2 separate regions of the Homo sapiens genome follow, and region 2 is linked to region 1. A link is an interaction called in ENCODE POLR2A ChIA-PET data of the cell type or tissue named here. Cell type or tissue: OCI-LY7. All regions are shown on one strand. Each heading gives the region's core, and the rest is flanking DNA. Links, peaks and the distances in the headings are about the cores only. Region 1 overlaps CARD10 (caspase recruitment domain family member 10). Region 2 has its middle 15 kb from the start of ELFN2.

The links. ChIA-PET counts read pairs that join two places held together with the same protein. Peaks named below come from ENCODE experiments on the same cell type or tissue, not always from the same donor. Only the 100,000 strongest peaks of a DNase experiment are listed, where the experiment ranks them.
Region 2: POLR2A ChIA-PET joins it to region 1 with 7 read pairs; 4 of 35 experiments call an interaction of 5 or more read pairs at or near these places.

Annotation. Positions count from the first base shown.
Region 1 is chr22:37,497,233-37,500,136 of GRCh38, forward strand. The region is part of intron 11 of CARD10 (caspase recruitment domain family member 10); the gene reads right to left. Among named protein-coding and RNA genes, the nearest start is that of MFNG, 12 kb to the left of the region's middle. In OCI-LY7, for the core only: CTCF peaks have their summits at 1,304 (motif pointing left) and 1,508; a DNase peak (open chromatin) is centred at 1,309.
Region 2 is chr22:37,441,488-37,444,391 of GRCh38, forward strand. No RefSeq gene overlaps it. Among named protein-coding and RNA genes, the nearest start is that of ELFN2, 15 kb to the left of the region's middle. In OCI-LY7, for the core only: no CTCF peak of the experiment used is centred there; a DNase peak (open chromatin) is centred at 1,204.

The DNA of each region.
Region 1 (2,904 bases), core at 97-2,596:
TTCAGCATTCTTGGAAAACCACAGTGATTTCATTTCCCAAGTATGCCATGACTCCCACCCCCAGGCCTCTCCATCTTCTGTGCCCTCTTCCTTGCCTTCTCCACCTGGGAAATGCTGATCATCCTTCAAATCTCAAGTCACAAGCAGCCTCTCCCCTGGACCTGGGCACACGGTGCAGTGGAGCCTGCGTGCCACAGAGCACTCCAACTTTGCCTTGCCACGGCCCTTTCGTTTCCTCCATCAGAACGAACACCTTCAGGACCAAACTTCTATACTGTTCCGCTCTGTAGCCCTGGCACCAAACCCAGTGTCTGGCACATAGCAGATGACTAATAAAAGCTTGTTATATAGCCAAGCACGGTGGCTCACGCCTGTAATCCCAGCACTTTGGGAGGCCGAGGCAGGCGGATCATGAGGTCAGGAGTTCGAGACCAGCCTGGCCAACATAGTGAAACCCCATCTCTACTAAAAATACAAAAAAATTAGCCGGGCGTGGTGGTGGGCGCCTGTAATTCCAGCTACTTGGGAGGAGAATTGCTTGAACCCAGGAGGCAGAGGTTGCAGTGAGCCGAGATCGAGCCACTGCACTCCAGCCTGGGCAACAAGACTGAAACTCTGTCTCAAAAAAAAAAAAAAAAGCTTGTTATGCTCACAGTCTGAGGAGGGAGGTCACCATTAGCACGTGGCACAGATCCAAAGGTGGTTACAACCAGCCGTGGAAGCAGAGAGAGGCTTCCCACGGAAGAAGTACCTAGGCTACACGCTGGTGAAGAATAGATGCACTTTGGTGACAGATGGAGGAAACAGAGTTCCAGGCTGAAGGAATATATCAGAGCAAAGGTGTGGAGGACAGAACACAGGATGCGTGGAAGAATTTAATAATAACAATAGCAGCGAACACTTCCTGGGTGCTTTCCATGTGCCAGACACCATGCTGAGCTCCTTGCCCTAATTCTTATTTTACATCCTGGGAAGCAGCTCCCAGGAAAGGCAAGCTGGAGCCACCCTTTGGAGGGCGTGGAACAGAGGCGTCTGGTTTTCCTCCCATGGGCAGGAGGACCACTGACAATTAAGACGTCACCAAAATCCCCATCATGGTAGGGTTCTGCCTGTCCCTGGATGAGAAAAGGTGAGGCCTTGTGGCCAGGCTCAGAGACAAATGGACCCCAAGTCCCCTGCCAGACACCTTGGCCTGGAGGAGGTGGGGAGACCAAGGTCAGCAGGTGTGCTGGCTGGAGAGGCAGCGGGGCGAAGCATCTCCATCCACCCCAGCAGCTGCAGCCCAGACACAGCTGCACTGCCCCCTGCTGCCAGCCTGGGGAGGGCGCGGCTGCAAGGACCTCCCACCCAATCGGCACTGCTGGGGAACAGCCCCGCCCTCTCAGGTAAGACACAGAGCCAGGCCGAGGGGCTGGACAGATGCAGGCATGGGAGGCATCATTCAGTGCCGCATGTCCTGGCTGCATCGAGGTGGCATGGAAAGGGGGCAGGCCTGAGACCTGGCCTGGCTATGCTGGCCCTGGCTTTGTGGCTGGAGCACACGGTCCGCTCCAAACCCCAGGGCAAACTGCACCCTAGCCTGGGCAAATGAGCCGGCTGCTGAGCGTCAGTTACCACATGCATAACACGAAGCTGACAATGACACCCCTTGCCCTCTGTGGGTGCTGGGGGGTGGGGGGGGGGGGCACATGAATAAAAGATAATGCAGGGAGAGGTGGAAACCAGAGGACTCTGGGGCCTCCAAACTGCAGGCCTGGCCCTTAGTGGCTGGTAACATTCACTGGGTTGCGACTGGGACAGCTGGATAATGCTATGGAATAGAAAGTACAATGCTATCCCCCACCCCGCTCCCGCCACCCCAGGTAAATCCAATTATTATCTCATGACCTTTTTGTTCCAGGCATGTGTACCGGGTTTCTCTCACTGTGGGTTGTGGTCAGATGGTCCGAGAAGCACAGCACGCAGGGTGCCAGCAGGAACTCTGGGGTCAAACGGCCCAGCTGCTCAGCCGCTTGAGCCTCAGCTCCACCCACCTCCCTGGCTACTCGCTGAGTTTAGACATGGGCAGCTCTCAGAACAGGGCCCAGGAGACACTAAGTGCTCTGTCAAAACTAGACATTTACTGGCATCAGGTGTGATTCACAACAAATCACCTCTCGCTTGCCTCAGTTTCCCCACCTGTTTCAAACCCACAGACAACTGACCATCATGGCCTCTCCAGACCAGAGCCCAGTAAGCAGCTGGCATCCAGGCTCTTCCACCAACCCTACCCACCCCACCCACCTCTACTCGCTCCCTCCTCCACACCTCTCCCCTCTGCAATGCAAGCATCAAGGCTGACCTCAGCTTTCAACTCAGGTTTTTCAGGCTCTTCTTGACAACTCCTGCAGCTCCCTGAAGACCCAGCTCAGGCGCCCCCTCCTCCAGGACGCCCTTGCCAACCTCCTCAAAGGACCAGTGACTTCTCTGAGCCTCCACAGACCAGGAATACCTGCTCCCAGCACTCCTCGGAGTCTGCAGAGCCCACAGGGGCTTGCCCAGAGCAGGGTCCAGATAGGGTTCCTCCCAGCCCCCCGCCTCAGCAGACAAGCAGGAGGGGTAGAGAAAGGACACAGCAGGGAGAGGGGCTGCCTGCTCCCCGCTCCTGGGACTGGCTGACCAGCTGGCTGCCTGTGTGGTACTAGGAAGCACAGTGTCCTTAGCTACCAGCTCCCAGCCCCCTCCCCAGTCAGGTCAGGTCACAGGCAGACAGGAACGGGGCAAGTCTGCCAGCTCTGCCAGCTCTGAGCAGTGACAGGCCACATGGCCTCAATGAATGTCCCCCAGGGCCCCGTGGGAAGATATCTGAGTAGTCTGCGTGCCTGCTTGGTACCAGGTCAGGGACCTGATGCTGAGACTGAAGCA
Region 2 (2,904 bases), core at 247-2,746, 56 kb before region 1:
CCTCCACTGTGCCCTATACCCAGCCCTCTTACTTCCTTAAGGAGGGCACTCCTGCAGTGTGTACCCCTCTTTCTCCTGCATTTTCATTTTTCTTTTTCCTTTTCTTGAGAAAGGGTCTCTGATGCCCAGGCTGGAGTGCAGTGGCATCATCATGTTTCATTATAGCCTTGAACTCCTGGTCCTGGGCTCAAGCGATCCTCCCGCCTCAGCCTCCCAAGTAGCTGGGACTACAGGTGCACACCACCACACCTGGCTAATTTTTTTTTTTTTTTTTTGGTATTTTTTGTAGAGACAGGGTTTTGCCATGTTGCCCAGGCTGGTCTCGAACTCCTGGGCTTAAGCGATCCGCCTCAGCCTCCCAGGTAGCTGGGACTACAGGCATGAGCCCTGTACCCAGCCCTCCTGCATTTTCATTTTTCCTTCTCCAGGTTCATTACCATCATAACCACATGCATGTACTGCCATTTCTCCATCTTAAAAAACTTGTCTCGTGCATGCCTGTAGCCCCAGCTACTCGGGAGGCTGAAGCAGGAGAATCGCTTGAACCTGGGAGATGGAGGTTGCAGTGAGCTGTGAGCCGAGATCGAGCCACTGCACTCCAGCCTGCTGACAGAGCAAGACTCCATCAAAAAAAAAAAAAAAAAGAAAGTCTCAACAGCACATCCCCAGTTCTCTCCTTTCCTTAATAGAAAGAAGATATATCCAAAGAGCTCCCTTTTTTTCACCCCAATTCCTATGCATTAGGAACTAGACTCTCCAGGCTTTGCCCTTCCATGTCACTGATATGACTTCGTCAAGGTCTCCAGGGACTCCAGCGGCCAGACATTCACCCTGCCTCTGACGCGCCCGTCAGCTACAATAGACTCAGCCGGTCACCCCCTCCTCCTTGAAGCGCTCTCCTTCTGGCTTCCAGGACACTAGGCTCTCCTCTCACTTGAATGCAAGCTCTGGAAGAAATAGGATGTTTGTCATCTTGCCCACTGCTGTATCCTCACCGCCTAAAACAGTGCTTAGCAACAGTGGGGGCTCAACTCTCTTCACTGAATTCATGAAGAGACTGCTGGTTGTACCTCAATATCCACTCTCCCCTTCTTCTACAGTAATATTAATAGTTTTAGCTGAGTCCATGGCTGCCTAGATAAAGACTACATTTCCCAGCTTACCATGCACTTGGGCATGGCCACATGACTGGATTCCGGTCAATGAAATGAGGGCAGAAATGAGTTGTGCAATTTCCTGTTCATGCCCTCCAAAGAAAAGGTATGTTCCTCCCTTTGTTTTTCTGCCCTTTCCATGGGCTGAAATGCAGATATGATGGCAGGAGCTGCAGCAGCCATCGTAAACCAGATGGTGAAGCCACCTGCAGGTTGAGGAAGATGGGTAACAAAATAAAAGGGACACCCACTCAGCATTGCTCACATTATGTTCAGATTGTCACTGACAGAGAAGTAAATGTCTGTCTTATTTAAATCATGGTGATTTTGGCTTTTGTTACAGCAGACAGACCTGTACTCTGAGGAATGCACTGTTATTTATTAAACCAATTGTAGTTTGATTTTCCGTAACTTGCAACCTGATCCATCCATCCAGGAGGGAAATGGGTACCACTATTTCTTTGGGTCCTGTTCATCACGTAACAGTGATGCTATAAGGGAGGACATTTATGGGGTAAGTTAATGAATACTTTGTGAGATAGAAAGGGACTCTGGGAACCGGGCCGGCAGAGTGCCCACCATGTGGGCTGCCAGGAAGGGCACCGCTATGTGGATGGAGGCACCTGCTCCAGAATGTCAACACTCGGCACTTATTCACAGCGAGCAGCTGGTGGGCAACAATGTGCCTCCCAATCTTCATGCAGCACAGAGAGAAACTGAGAACATTACAATTAAACCCAGGCCACTGAGTGGACATCGTTTTAGCCAGCTGTCAGAAGAGACAGGCAGAACAAAACTGCTTTTCCAACCTGAGCAACTCTCACTGTGGAATAAATGTGCATGCCAAGTTTTTTTAAATGAGGGGCAAGATTTTTTCAATCTTTTTAATCTTGCTTTTGAAAAATTTTTTAAATTTGTTTTGTTTTGTTTTGAGACAGAGTCTCACTCTGTCGCCCAGGCTAGAGTGCAGTGGCGCAATCTCGGCTGGCTGCAACCTCTGCCTCCTAGGTTCAAGCAATTCTCGTGCCTCAGCCTCCTGAGTAACTGGGATTACAGGCATGTGCCACCACACCTGGCTAATTTTTGTTTTTTGTTTTGTGTGTGTGTGTGTGTGTGTGTGTGTGTGTGTGTGTGTTGGTTTTTGTTTTTTGTTTTTGTTTTTGTTTTTTTTAGTGGAGACAGGATTTCGCCACATTGGCCAGGCTGGTTTTGAACTCCTGACCTCAAGTGATCCGCCCACCTTGGCCTCCCAAAGTGCTGGGATTACAGGCATGAGCCACTGCACCCGACCTAAATTTTTTTTAAATTTTTTAAATCTTGCTCTGCCAGGCACCATGGCTCACGCCTGTATTCCTAGCACTTTGGGAAACCAAGGCGGGAGGATCACTTGAACCCAGGAGTTCAAGGCTTTGGTGAGCTATTACCACATCACTGTACTCCAGCCTGGGCGACAGAGTGAATGAAACCTGTCTCAAAAAAAAAAAAAAGTATCTGTATGACACAATAATGCCATTGAAAACCATTCCTTTGATTTTAAGAAACATGACTCAGTGACACAGTCAGCACCTTGAATATTCTGATTCTGTCACCTTGGAGCTAAAATACACTTTTCACATTTGATAAACTGTGGGGCAAAGTTCTTGATCCCCGACAGCCTGACTCTGTCCCAATACTAGATGTTTTTGTCCACTGCTCGGGGGAAGAAATCAATGACACGGCAATGAGCGTATTAAAAACCACATCCAAGCAC